3 separate regions of the Homo sapiens genome follow, and regions 2 and 3 are each linked to region 1. The links are chromatin loops, found by intact Hi-C in ENCODE. Cell type or tissue: PC-9. All regions are shown on one strand. Region 1 has its middle 530 kb from the start of ANXA1. Region 2 overlaps RORB (RAR related orphan receptor B). Region 3 overlaps RORB (RAR related orphan receptor B).

What was found. A loop is a pair of places that touch in the nucleus more often than their neighbours do. Peaks named below come from ENCODE experiments on the same cell type or tissue, not always from the same donor. Only the 100,000 strongest peaks of a DNase experiment are listed, where the experiment ranks them.
Region 2: a loop joins it to region 1, with 5 times the contacts of the local background. A loop is called at or near these places in 12 of 110 quality-filtered maps.
Region 3: it touches region 1 in a loop (17-fold over the local background); 17 of 110 quality-filtered maps call a loop at or near these places.

Annotation. Positions count from the first base shown.
Region 1 is chr9:73,681,347-73,686,346 of GRCh38, reverse strand. No RefSeq gene overlaps it. Among named protein-coding and RNA genes, the nearest start is that of ANXA1, 530 kb to the right of the region's middle. RefSeq lists an enhancer at 1,002-2,201. In PC-9, CTCF peaks have their summits at 2,115 and 2,320 (motif pointing left); a DNase peak (open chromatin) is centred at 1,496; H3K27ac peaks cover 781 bases.
Region 2 is chr9:74,642,790-74,647,789 of GRCh38, reverse strand. RORB (RAR related orphan receptor B) reads right to left here. Exons shown (of 10, transcript NM_006914.4): 4 at 4,975-5,000. Among named protein-coding and RNA genes, the nearest start is that of RORB-AS1, 150 kb to the right of the region's middle. In PC-9, a CTCF peak has its summit at 2,568 (motif pointing right); no DNase peak of the experiment used is centred here.
Region 3 is chr9:74,568,498-74,573,497 of GRCh38, reverse strand. All of the region lies in intron 1 of RORB (RAR related orphan receptor B), which reads right to left. Among named protein-coding and RNA genes, the nearest start is that of RORB-AS1, 72 kb to the right of the region's middle. In PC-9, CTCF peaks have their summits at 2,147 and 2,357; no DNase peak of the experiment used is centred here.

The DNA.
Region 1 (5,000 bases):
CCCCGTAGATACCAAGGGACAACTGTATTCAGACTTTCATGTCTGGATTATTTTGCTTTGCTATTTTGTGAGATTTATTCATATCATTGTGAGTAGCAGTTCTTTTCCTTCTACTATATTTTTATATGAACATGCAGCAACATATTATGCATTTTCTTGTTGTATTTTATTTTATATTTTTAGAGATGGGATCTCACTCTGTTACCCAGGCTTGAGTGCAATATTGCAATCATAGCTCATTGCTGCCTTAAACAACCGGGCTCAAGGGACTCTCCCACCTCACCCTCCTCATCTGGGACTACAAGCACTGCCATCATGTCTGACTAATTTTTAAAACTATTTTTAAAGATGATAGGGGAGTCTCACTATGTTGCCTAGGCTGGTCTCAAGCTCCGGGCTTCAGGCAATCCTCCCATCTCAGTCTCTTGAATAGCTGGAATTACAGACGAGAGCCACTGTGCAGGGCACATTTTATTTTTGATGAATATTTGTATTGTTTATGCATTTTAGCTACAGTACATGAAGTTACTTTGAATATGTCTTTATATGTTTTCAGTGGACAATAACTTTCATTTCATTTGGATATTTACATACAAGTGGAATTGCTAGGTCACTAGATAAGCATATCTTTAACTATAAGTGATCCTGCCAATACGTTTTTCAAGGTAATTATACTAACTTATTCTCCATTATTGGTGGGTGCAAGTTCCAGTGGTTCATTAAATTCAGCTTTTTCAGTTTTTGCAAAAAAATTTGTGGTCATTTTCAGTGAGAATGTAGTAATATATTTATTATGAGTGGTTTTTTTTTTTTGGTTTGTTTTTGGGTTTTTTTTTTTTTTTTTTTTTTTTTAAGACAGAGTCTTGCTTTGTTGCCCAGGCTGGAGTGCAGTGGCACGATCTCGGCTCACTGCAACCTACACCTCCCAGTTTCAAGTGATTCTTCTGCCTCAGCCTCCCAAGTAACTGGGACTACCACCATGCCCGGCTAATTTTTGTATTTTTAGTAAAGACGGGGTTTCACCATATTGGCCAGGCTGGTCTTGAACTCCTGATCTCATGATCCACCCACATCGGCCTCCCAAAGTGCTGGGATTACAGGCATGTGCCACTGCGCCCGGCCTATTATGTGGTTTTGATTTGAATTTTCTTAACATCTTACAATATTAATCACCTTTTCCTGTGTTTGTTATTTGTAAAGTACCCTTTTCCAGTCTTCTTAAAAATAAATTAGCAGCGATCCAAATTGGTGATGTAGATGCAAGCTGGCTTCACCCACTCCACCCCACAGAAAACCAAAACCAAATACACATCAGTGAAGTTATCACCAGCCATATCCCAGAACTCAAATATTAGGATGAATCAGTTCCCTGGGCTGCAGAGGAGTGAAAAATACTCCAAGAAGACAGTCAAAGAATAGGATTTTCATATCCATGACACCCCTTCTGCCAGTCTACCTGGCCCCAAGCATGCGGAAAATTTCCTTGACTCATGATTTCTACACTGGAAAAAGTGAGATAAAGGTGGACAACCAGATTACTCACCATCTTGTGTTCCCTGGCAGGAGATCTGTTCATGCCTCAACCACGGGAAGCATGCCCGAGGGGAGAGAAAGCCCTGAAGACAGCTAGAGACAAAGTTGGGAGGTGGGACTACCATCCCCAGCATGGGAAATACTGCTCTGTAACTAGGCTAAAGGAGACACCAAATAAGAGTGGCTGTTCACTAACACCAGGGTGTAGAAGGTATGTTCCACAAATCCCCTGGGCACAAACCCCTAGCCAACCTTTTAACACTGCTGGTGATAGAGACAGGAGGCAGCCAAATGCCACTCAGGTCATTGTGCACAGGGGGCTTGCCTAAACATGCCCAGGGTACAAAATTCTGTCTCTTAACTCATGCACAGTAAAGTAAATAAATCAATGTTGAGTGACTCAGAGTAAAGGCCCACCTACACACTGGGAGAATGGGGTGGAGCCACCTGAAATTTACCCCTTATGAAGGGAGGAGAAGCCTGGCCCCTTCAGCTCCTGTGTGGTGGCCTGGTATTCCATCTGTGAGTTGGGAGCCTGTTGGCAGTACCCTCTCTTTTTTTGCTGAGAGCTTTCTTTTAATAAATTCTGCTTTCTTCACCTTTCAATGTGTCTGTATTCTTAATTTTTCCTGGTCATGAGACAAGAACCCAGATTTTAGCTGAGCTAGAGAAAAATCCTGTATCATTGGGATGTCCCCTTTGGGATCTCATCCATTCCAGCAGGGCAGTGCTCTAATTGTTTGCTAAAGCTGAAGCAAACCTGGACTTAAGATGCCATCTAGTGCCAAAAAGGAGGCAGTGACCTAGTGGAAAAAATACAAGAAATTCAATGGGTAAATTAAGAATTTTTAAGCAAACACTTCAAATAAAAATTTAAACAAGCCAATTAAAAAATCTGGAATAAGTAATTAATTTTTCAATGCAAATGCATAGACACACACCCACTAGAAGCATCAGCAAACAATGAACCATGACCTCCACAAACAGACAAAGCAAGGAACAAGTGACTAACTTATGAACTCTCTGACCCAAAATTCAAAACAGCAGCTGTAAGAAAACTTGGTGATCTCCAAGATAAAACAGAAAAGTAATTGAGAAACTTATCAGAAGGATTTAACAAAGAGATTGAAATAATTTTCAAAAATCAAACAGAAATCTCAGAACTGAAAATTTATTTGCTGGACTGAAAAATTTATTGGAGGCTCTCAATAGTAGAACAGATCAACAAGAGGAAAGAGTCACTGAGCTCAGCCAGGCTATTTGAAATTACATCATCAGAGGAGAAAAAAGGAATGAAAAGAAACAAAGATTACCTACAGAATATAGGAAATTACTTCAAAAGACTATACCTGAGAATTATTGGTATTCGAAACAAAGTTGAGCAAGAGCACTTGGTAGAAAGCTTATGCCAAAAAAAGAGAAAAAAACTTTCCAAAACTTGATAAAAATATAAATATCTAGGTACAGGAAGATCAGAGAACACCAAACAGATTCAACCCAAATAAGACTATCCCAAGGCATGTAATAATCAAAATCTCAAAGGTTTTTCAAATAAGACTATCCCAAGGCATGTAATAATCAAAATCTCAAAGGGACAAACAGTTGATTCTAAAAGCATCAAGAAAAAAAGCAAGTAACATATAAAAGAACTCCAATTTGTCTGGCAACAGACTTTTCAATGAAAACTATGTGGGTCAGGAGGGAGGAAAAACATTTCCAAACTGCTGAAAGAAAAGAAAAAAAAAAAACCTGTCACCCAAGAATGCTTTATCCAACAAACCTATTCTTCAGTTATGAAGACAAGATAAAGTATTTCCCAGACAAACAAAAGCTAAGATAATTTACCACACCAGACCCTTCTTACAAGGAATGCTAAAGGGAGTTATTCAATCTTAAAGAAAGCAAAACTAACATGCAAGGAGGAAACATTTGGAAACATAAAACCCACTGGTAAAATTAAGTAGACAACCTAAGAATAATCTAATATTGCAATTGTGCTGTGTAATCTACTCATAACTCCAGTATAAAGCCTAAAAAGCAAATCTATAGAAAACAATAGCTACAGGAACATGTTAAGAGACAGGCAATATAAAAATATGTAAATTGAGATAACCAAAGGTCGAAATGTGGTGGAGATGAACCTAAAGTATATAATTTTTTTAGCTTCTTGTTTGTTTCTGATTTTTTGAGATCTAAAATAAATGATCATATTTTTAAAAGATTTTGTTTTAAGAGGATTTTTATAAGCCACAGATGCAAAAACCTATAATAGATTCACTAAAAATAAAAAAAATCATACTGCCAGACAAAATCAAAACATACTGCCAGAGAAAATCACTTAACCACAAAGGATCACTGTGGGAAGGAAAGAAAGGAAGAGAGGAGTTACTAAACAACTGAAAAACAAGTAAGAAAATGGCAGTAGTAAGTTGTTACTTATATATAATAACAATGAATGTAAATTAACTCATTTTTCTATTAAAAGACACAGAGTGGCAGAATGAATAAAGAAACAAAATTCATGTTTCTTATGTCATATGTGGCCTGCAAGAAACTCACCTCACTTATAAAGACACACATAGACAGAAAAGAAAGGGGTGGAAGAAAAGGATATTCCATGCAAGTAGAAAGCAAAAAAGAGAAGGGGTAGCTATACTTAGACAAAATAGACTAAAGTTAAAGACTAAAAAGAGACAGAAATGGTCACTCGATAATGATAAAGGAGTCAACAATACAGCAGGAGGAGATATGACAATTATAAATATCTATACACCCAAGACCAGAGTACCCAACTATATAAAGCAAACATAAATCAATCTAAAGGCAAGATAGAGTACAATATAATAATAGTAGGGGATATCAACACCCACTCTCAATAATGAACAGATTATACAGGCAGAAAGTCAAAAAAGAAACTGAAGTTAAACTACATACTAGACCAAATGTCTTAATTGACATTTACAGAACATTTCACCTGACTGCTGCAGAATACAAATTCTTTTTATCAACACATGTAACATTCTCTAGATTATATTTTAGGCCACAAAGCAAGTATTAACAAATTCTAAAAAGAATCATATCAAGTATTGTTTCTAATTGCAGTGGAATAAAAGTGGAAATTGATACCAAAAACCACCTTGGAAACTACATACAAAAAATGGTAATTTAACAATATGTTCCTGAATTTCCAGTGCATCAATGAAGACATTAAGAAGGGGATTTTAAAATTTCTTGAAACAAATGAAAATGGAAATGCAACATACCAAAATCTATTTGATACAGCAAAAGCAATGCTAGGAGGGACATTTATAGCAATAAACATCTACATCAAAAAAATTGAAAGACTTCAAATAAACAACCTAACAATGCACCTTAAGGAGCTAGAAAATCAAGAACAAGCCAAACTGAAAAAACGTAGAAGGAAAGAAATAATGAAGATCAGAGTAAAAATAAATATAATTGAGACC
Region 2 (5,000 bases), 960 kb before region 1:
ATGTAGCCTTAATAGAATGAAGTAGTACATTACAGGGACTAGATCGCTTTTAGGCCAATACCTCTTTGTAATCTCCTTTAACTATTAATACTCAGTTTCTGTAATAGGTGAATTTTTAAAAAAGAGATTTATATTTATTTATGATGCTTAACATTCCAGGTTCTATAAATAGAACACGAAAGCAATATGAAAATAAGTCTGTGTTAAAGACAATATAAGAAGGGATCAGTTAATTCACATTTCATTGTCTTTATCTGGAGAGAAAGTTACTGAATAGAAGAGCAAACCATGGTGATGTTTGTAAAAGGCAATGTACACCCTTAGCATTGTAGCTAATTTGATGGATTTTTTTAAATATAAAAAAGCATGTTGTTTGGCTGTTTCAATTGTCTTGTTGTCTGAGACGTTGTAGATACATTGCCAATCACTTCCAGCTTAAATGAGCTTTCATTAAGAGTATTAGTCCTGCAGAATTCCCCAACTCATCTCAGCTTGTTAGTGGTGGAGCAAAGACAAGATGTTCTACTTTCCTTTTCTGCATGTTTGCGGAACATCTTTTAGCTAGCTAGCTTCCTCTCCCTGCCACCAACCACTGCAAAATGTTATCCCTAAAGATGTAACACATCCATCACGCCAGTTTGAAGTAAAATTCCAGCTAAACCCAGTTAATACTGCTGTCTAAATATTAATTTTCGGCTTACTTGTTGCCATTCTTTCATTTCATGGCTTCTTTTTCCTATGGTTTTAGAAAAACCCAAGGATGTAACTCCTGAAATGTTTCATGGTTTTCTGTTTGCTTACCCACATTTTATTTCTATTCTCAAAACTAGGGGAATAAAACATTCCTGATAAGAGATGTGGCTCAGGTTGATCAATACTTGCCGTCTCCCTCACCTCCAGAAGAGTGTGGTAGCATCCCGCCCAGAACGTATACTTAGGATGTGGTGAATTGTCGTGACTATTTATTTTCGTGGTATCTCCTAGATGGTGAGGGCAGAAACCTCGTTCTGCTCTTCTCAAGTGTATGGCACATTTCAAAAATAGGTATTTGAAGAAAAATGCCTGGCAGTCTAGGACAGTGACTTAACCTTAACCTTAGAATTTAAGCTTTATCACTTAACTCTCTGTCCTAGGAATATCACTCACTGTCTCAGACTCTCAATTTCTTTATCTGTACAATGAAATGGTTTCTTCACTGCTCACCTGAAGGAACTGGTGTGAGGCTCAAAATGACTAAAATGCATGAAATGATTTTCTACATTTTTCTCCATATATCAAACATTATCATTAGAGCCCTTAACCTAGGAATTTTGTAGTTTCGTTGGTGAACTTTCAGCAAGACAAGTTTGTTTTTTTGGGAGAGTATTCCTGACTCTGCTAATATTCAAAAACTGACTTTTTGGGATCTGCATGCAGTTGCTCATATAGTTGTGTTATGGTTCTTACATGTGTGTTTTTATCAAAAATTTCAAACTCATGAGATCTTAGTCTATATGGACTGGTCTAAAAACTGGTTTTTAAAAGCGATCTGCTTTTAAGATGACCCAATATCAGAAGCATAATGACCTAGTTGCATACATTTCATTATTCTCTTAGAATCCAGAGGAAGCAGATCAGGACTTCTGGTAGCCAAGGGTGATGTTAAATTTTTTTTTTTTTTGGTGTGACATAATCTCAAATTCACCCAGTCAGGATGTGGCAAAATCTGATTTTCTGTTTTATATGCATAGGGTTTTTTTCTATGGCAGCTTGCCACCAACCAGATTGGTTTAGATGCCCATTAATCAAATCAAGTCAAAATGACAGCGTGCATACTCTGAAAGCTCCAGTTTGTAGTGCCTAGAAGGAGGTCAGGTAGGCAGCAAACACCAAACCTGTGTTGTGGTGAGAATGGCAATCAACTTGTGAGGAGCTGCCATTGGTGGGAGGAAATACAGTATAACGGTTAAAAGAATGGGTTTTGATGTTACTCAGATATGGGCTTATAAGTGTTCTTTGCTTTTTACAAGTTATATAACTTCTAAGCCTCGATTTTTCCATCAGTAAAATATACAAATACATAACAGGCATAATGGGATTGTTATGAGAATTTAAATAGGACTTGCTCATCACAGTGTAGGTGCTCGATAAAAGGTAATTATATTATCTGCAATAACCAGTGATACTAATAGTCAATTAAAATAACAGTTATATTATTAATAATAATGGTGCTTACATATGATAGGTACTGTACTAAGAACTCATAAATATTAACTCACTTAATCCACACACACAGATAAAGACTATTATTGGCCTGGGTTAACAACTGAGACTCAGAGAAGTTAAGTAAATTGTTTAAGGGAAAAGGCACAATTGGGTTTTAAATGCAGGCACTTTGACTCCAGAAGCAGAGTTCTTAGTCACCACACTATACCACAGATGCCTTCCTGCCCAGTGATACTGTCAAGGATTTAATATTTTAGTGAAATGAGTGTCAATGTTTTGGACGGTGCAGGAAAGACAGTATATTATACTATTGTGGCTCTTCATTGGTACCTAGATTCAACAGTCATAGAATGGGTTTGTGTCCACTAGGTGGCATTGCTGTTTTAATGAAATGTGAACCAAACCACTATTTAGGCTTAGGGGTCTCCTAAATTTGAGAGCACTGGCAGGACAGCCCATTTGCATCCCTAAATGTCTGATGAAAAAAATCCTCCAAAATTTGAAACATATTTAAAGATATCTAAAGACTAGAGGTATCTTGAAATAATTGAGTAAAATATACGCGAGTTTATTTTGCATGTCAATGTCTGTGCAGAGTGTCTGGATAAATTTTGAGATTCTCTAGTCCAGTTCTGTCAGTTCACAGAATAGACTCAGGGTCAGAGAGGAAAAATGACTTGTTCAGGGTAACGCAGACCTGATGGTTTGGCTGTAGTTCTCTTTCCATAATATTTAATGTGGTTGCTAAATCATAAACAAGTTATGATTTATTAATTCTTAGAAGACTCCCCTTTTGAATATAGGCCAGAAGATTGCTCCACTGTTGTGAGTTTTTGTTTTATAAGGATTCAAACATATCTCTCAAATTAATAGTAGACTCAGGAACTTAGATATTAAGTAGTATAAATGCAAAGGAAGGTGCCTTTTCCCTCTTGAAAAGTTTGAATGACTATTTTAAATGACCGTCCCTATTAGTTGACAATGCAGTCTATGAATTGAGACCCATGGCAGGTAGCAGGTTAACAGAGGAGTGGAGGGACTCTGGAATCAGACTGTCTGAGGTGAACCCTGGCTCTGTCATTTAGTAATTATAGGACTCTGGGAAGTTATGAGACATCTCTAAGCTTCGGTTTCAGCATCTGTATAACAGAAATACTATTTTAATTTATCTTTTAAGATGTTCGTGAAAAGTAAACGTGTGAAGGGCCCATGATATAGTAAAAACAGTTAAGGATGACAGTAATAATTAACTATTTTTGTTATTTTAGTTGATGTTTCTTTTTTTGTGTGTCTCTCAGCTGTGAAAGTCATTACAGGTGCTTTGTCAACAATGTTACTCACTGTCACATGCTGCATTGCTAAAAGGGAGAAATAACGCTTCAGGTTTATAACTGTGTAACATTGCTTCTTCCTCAACCAGATGGTACAAGTAGCCAAGAATATGGCCATGTATTTCATTATGTGTTCACAGCAGCTTAATTTAAAACACTTGTAGGCTTTAGGCTCCTATTTGCAGGTTAGACAGAGAAGGTGACCGAGCATGTAGCATAAAACAGTAATAGCTAAGAGTTATTGAGCACTTCCTGAGTGCCAAACCTTGCTATGGTTTACACGTATTAACTCATTTAAGCTTTACAATGTCCCTGTGAGCTACAAGCTAATGCTTTCCCCCTTGTAAAGATGAAGGAACTGGGATTGAGAAACTTGCTCCAGCTTAAATAGTAAGCCAAAGAGCCAGGATTTAAACTCAGGTAGCACAGTTCTTAATTGCTCTGCTCTGCCACCTCTTTGGGCAGAGCCCTTGAAGAAATGTAAAGAGCCCTTGAAGGTTCCTGAGCTCTAGCCTGCTTTCTCCAGTACACTAAATATTGCAGTGAAGCCTGGGATCACATCGCCACTGTTTGCTTAGCTCTTCTAGCCTACTGTTAACATGCAACCCTGTTACCCAGGAGAGTAATGTGTTAAACCTACTTCAATATTTTTATGGCAGTTAGTTGATGAGATTAACTGGTTAAACATTTAATAGACTCCTGAGTTCGATGGAGTAAAACAAAGTTGCAGTGGGTCAGAAGAGAGCTTGCCTAAGGCAGGGCACTCTTGAAGATCGCTCCTTAGGAATCGAAGGAAAGAGGATCAGCTTTCTGATGCAATCATGCCTATGACTAGCTTATTTGTTGCTCTCATGTTCTATAAGATTCCAGACTACACTCTTTTCATTGCTGTAATTCAGAATCCTATATGGAATTCTTGAATTCAGATTTCCAAGAGCCTTGGCGGTCTTCTGGTCTATCGCCCTGACTTCACCAAGAAGGAAGCTGAGATACTGTTTGCTTAAAGTTTGTCCCCATTTATCTTAGAGGAAGAGTTGGGCCCCTGTTCGTTTGGTTATTCCACACTGTTTCTATATCCTTCAGCAATTTCACTTTGAATAGCATCAACTTTGAATACATGCCGAAATTTCCCTGTTTATACCAATAACATTTTTCCTTCAGTGAGAACCCAAATTCAACAGATAGCATCTGTTCTTTACAGATAGCATCTTTCTATTTATAATTTCTTCTTTCTTCCTTTGCTTGAAATAAACTTTTATGGGGTGGGGAAAAATGACATTTATTAGAATATATTTAAAAATCAATTTGTTTTCTCAGTAGAAGCTGTGAATCCAAGTAATTCAATTTAAGTCTTAAGAAAATTACCATACTAAATAGGACCAAGGTAAATTCAAAGCAAAATCTCAAAAAAAGCCACTGGGAGGAGACTTCCACTTACCGATTTCAGTCATGGTTATCCCTGGT
Region 3 (5,000 bases), 890 kb before region 1:
CATTAGGCCCAGTTTTTTTTTTTTTTTTTTTTTAATAACAAAAGCTCAGCCTTTGGTTGAAGGTTGTCACATCAAGCTTAGGGAATGCAGTGCTTCCTGGCCTTCTGTGGAAAAAATTCAAGCACTGACGTTGTCATTTAGAGTGGAGCCAAAATTGAATGGGAAAACACACTTGTACAAATGACATGCACAAGTGGCTGATTGGCCCCTCATTGATATCTGATGTGCAACCCCCTCAAAACAGCTACAGATCATGTGTGAATTCTTTACAAGATGTGCCAGTTAATTAAATGTCCAAAATGGCACCACATACTTTGTTCAAAAAAGTGAGGTCCATGGAGTTAAGATGTGGAAAAAAACACGTTTGAAAACTGTCTAGTCTTCAGTAATTGAAGTATGTGTGAAACTTTTGTTACTTTTACCTCAAGTTATATACTTAGTAGATTGGGAAAATGGGCACCTGACCGAATTACCAAAATAGTTTAATACAAAGAAGATAAGATTTTTGTGATCTACAATTAAAAGATTCTGAAGAGTGAAAATTACCGTCTCAAATTCAGCTACAATTTGCTAATTTTGGAACAGTTGTTCGATATGCAATTTCCTCACATTCTTACCCTTTGTGCCACACACGAAGGGAAAATTGGGAATATCTTTCACAAGGTGGTACTACTGGGAATTGTTTTAACTTATATTGTCATGTTACACCTGGATGAGGAAACATATAAAGTAATTAAGTGAAACCTACTGAGGAAAACAGGGATTTCAGCTGAATTTAGCTAATTAATCCCAAGACTGGCCCCAAGTGTAGAAAGAAAAAATATTCCAAGGGGTTCTCCTTACCGGTTTTAATTTAGCTCTGGGCAATGGCAGTGTGATTCTGCTGGTTTTGTATCTCATTACCCTCAAGAGCACCCTTTTTCCCTCCTGTGACCCGCACTTCAAAGGTGATAACATCACCTCATCAATTGTCAATGCTACCAGTTCAATAACCAGCTATCATGGTGGGGCATCTTTCTTGATGAGAGGCAGATCTTGGCTCTCTCCAAAAATAGCTTGCATGCAGTGCCAGGTAACCCCAGATTTCCTCAGTCATCTAAGCTCAGGAAAAAGACTTCATACCTGTGCTTTCTTTGGGACATGTTCATAGTCAAATAAGGATTATATTTCCTGTGACTTTGGTCTTGAGACATAACTGACCATAATATTTTTTTTCATATCAGTACCCATCATAACCATCTTCCTTTAAAACCAGTGAAAATTGTCTATATTAATAAATGTTATCTATGCTTCCCTATCCCGTTGAATTTAGCAGTCTGAATTTTAAAAAGAGACAGAACGATGGAGCTTTTCATTCAGTATCGCATGGTACAATAATAGTTACTCTAGGGAATTAGCTTTCACTAAACCCTAGCAAGAGTCGCAAATTAATATCTCAGGTGGTGCTATGTTAGAGTTTAGAAGGCCTTCCCCAGGTAGAGAAAGAAAGTTCCCCAGGGGTCTCTGCACTATGCAATATGATGTTATGCAGAAACCAGGTAAGAGCCTCAGGAGGGCGGGGGAGGTGCAGAGATGTGCACCGACTGGGAATGTCCACGGAAGGAATTATCACCGCTTCTTTGTGTGAGGAAGATGGCTCAGAAAGCATTTACTACAATCTGTGCTGGAAATCCTGCCTTGCAACCTTGCCTTTCCTCTACGAGAACAGGGCTATATTTAACATCTGCAACCTCCTATTTTGTCAAACTATAGGAGCATGACATTGTGGAGGTCAAAGTTACCATATTAAAAACCAGAACTCTCATTTAAAAAATTAACCTCAAAGTTTAAAACAAAATTAGTTCACCTTTTACTATTACGAAAAAAATAATATTGAGTAATATTAGGTGCTCTCCAGCAGTGATAATATTTGGTTAAAATATCAGAGGTAATTTAAATAAAAATAGGATGCAAATTAAGTTTTTAAAATTCTTTTAACAACGATAACTTTTTCAAGTAAAAATGTGAGACAGTGAATAGAGAATTCTACCCTTTTTTTGGAGAGAACAACTGTTCCCCAACTCTAGTAATTAAAACTGTGTTTTTTTTTTTTTTTTAAAGGAAAGTAGCAAGTACTGTAGTGAAAAATACTGCTCCGGAGTACTCTCTGCTGTGTACTATTGTAATGCATCAATTTTCATGTGTCTGCATACCACAATATTCTAAAAGAGGTCTAGAATTTGAGGGATGAATGATTTAGTCATGGTTTAGGTGAAATTTTTTGTTTCAAATTTAATCGAGACAATGTGCATTTTAAGACTTTAATTTTGCTTATAGTAATTTAACCAATTTTTAGGAAATGCTCTGACTCTGCTGTCGATACCAGCATCAACCACACGATGTCACCAATAACTACAGTACTGACTTAGCCTTGGGATGAAACTTTAATGCACACATTTCTCCATAGGTTAAATTATTTTCTATTTTGTTCATGAATTTTCTATCTATAAAACTAGCAATCATTTAATTATAATATAATTAATTATATTATTTATTATTAATTCACAACAATAGTGTGATTCCCAGAATTTACAATTTTTGAGGTTTACTTTAAAAAATATTAATAATAAAATGTAAAAGTAATATCCTTTTAAAAGATCCATTTGCTTAGTCACCTTCACATATGTTCTGATGATATAACTCGGAGGTATAGTAAGAATTAATCAAACGGCATGTATTGAACACTATTTTTCAGGCTCTGTGGTGAGACACATTCATACACACACACGTGTGTGCACACACAAATTCATAAGCTGTAGCACACTTGAGTCTTAATCAAGAATTCTTCTAGAATTCTTTTCTTATGTGAAAGCTAGAAGGAATAGAATACTCTTGCTCCCCTAAAATTGTACCAGCCATGCTTAATATTTATGTGTTATATAAATACTCTTTTTGGCATAACACAAGATTAATTAAAGTAACATTTGACCTCTTTTCATGAAGGTAAAGCCGATCTTTTCTATCTCCAGTTCTTCCCACAAATGTATTCTGAATTTACAAGGTTAAAAAAATAAACATATTGTGATTGTAAGACCAACTTTTTCCCTTGAAATGGTTTATCATAATATTATGCTTAATTATGCAAATATGCTGGAGGCTTTTTTTATGGGTGCATCAGCCAAATTCAAATACATTAAAGATGACAAATACATATTCATTTACACATTCAGCACATATATGCCTGTATGCAGAATTCAATTAATTTATAAATAAATTGATACACGTAATGATACAAATATTAAAAAGTGAGAAGGTATGGAGCAAAGCTATTTGAAGAATGCTTATGGAAAACATCCTTCCATTAAAAATAACAAACTTCTAAGGAATTAAATTTATTTTGTGGATTATTCTCTATTCACTCCAAAGAAGATTTCTGAAGAAGGAAGAATTTTAGTATTATAAGATTGGCAATTTTACTAGCTCTAAAAAATATCAACTGAAGTTTTATATTGTTAAAATGGATATGCTGTTATTTTTAAAGGAACATAGGAGGGGAGGAGAAAATAAAAAAGATCTTAATCAAAAACCTTAGTGAGATCTAAAAAAATCGAATAAAAATTTCAAGAGTTTCCAAATATTTGGTGGAGAAAACATACAGGTGAATCTTTAATTTAACAAGCTAGATATTTGGCCTTATTTATATACAGTCAAAGAAAGAGAAATGCATATTTGTATTAGAGTTGTCAGATTTGTGACAAATGCAGTATATAATTTCCTTTTTATTGTTTTTCTGAGGTATTTTAAAATTTTAAACCAAATTTCAAATTTTTTAATTTTGTAGATTATTTTTAAAGTCACCTGGTTTCAATGATGAGCAGGGCCTTATAAAAACAGCACACATTCTACCTTTAAGGCTAGTATTTGTGACTGGTTTTTACATTTGCTATTTCAATGCAACACATCGATTTATAAATTAATCTTATCCCCAGACATCAAAAAATACAAGGTAAATATTTTTTCCTTTTTTTGGTATGTAATAAACACTCTTGAATTGGCCCTACTTTTAAAACTGTCATCATAATGAACTTTCACAACAAAATAGCATTGACATTTATAAATAAACCTGCCTATGGCTACACTATACACTATATACTTTAATATATATTTACATTCCCAATGTCTTTGAGTACAGTCTTCTTAACAGCAGAGTTAAAAAAAGCATCTCATGTATTCATAAAAACTAAGAAAAATAAACACAAGCTTTATAAGATAAAGCTTGAAATAATGACAGATATACCATTGTATTAATTAATGACCTCCCAATTTGGACTTGCATAACAATAATAACAATTCCATTTTATAATGATCTATTAAGAATTTTTTTCATTTGTGTCTGGTGACTGAAATACATTCATATATGGTTATTTACACTATAATATATCAATGGTTTATATTTATCCTAGCAACAACCTGTTCAGCTAACAAAAACCTTAACATTGGTACATTCATACTAACGTTTCTAGCTAAACATATTATGTTTTCTTAGAAGAAGAGTTCTTCTAATAAGGGCTTTTTTGAGTGTATGATTTTTAATATTTGATAAAAGATGAAAGATTTTCATAACTTTAGAACTGTGACACTATAAATATCTTGAGGAAACTGCAAATATTTTAATATACATTTATACTTATAAATATGATTTTAGGTTTAGATTTTAAATGTTCATTTCACTCTAGGTGATAATGCTAGTTCAAACTATTGTAATATTTTTAAAGACAAACTTCCAGTTAATTTTCTTTTTTTCTTTTTTTTTTTTTTTGAGATGGAGTCTTTCTTTGTCGCCCAGGCTGGAGTGCAATGGCGCGACCTTGGCTCACTTCAACCTCTGCTTCCCGGGTTCAAGTGATTCTCCTGCCTCAGCCTCCCGAGTAGCTGGGATTATAGGTGCCCACCACCACACCTGGCTAATTTTTGTATTTTTAGTAGAGACGGGGTTTCACCATCTTGGCCAGGCTGGTCTT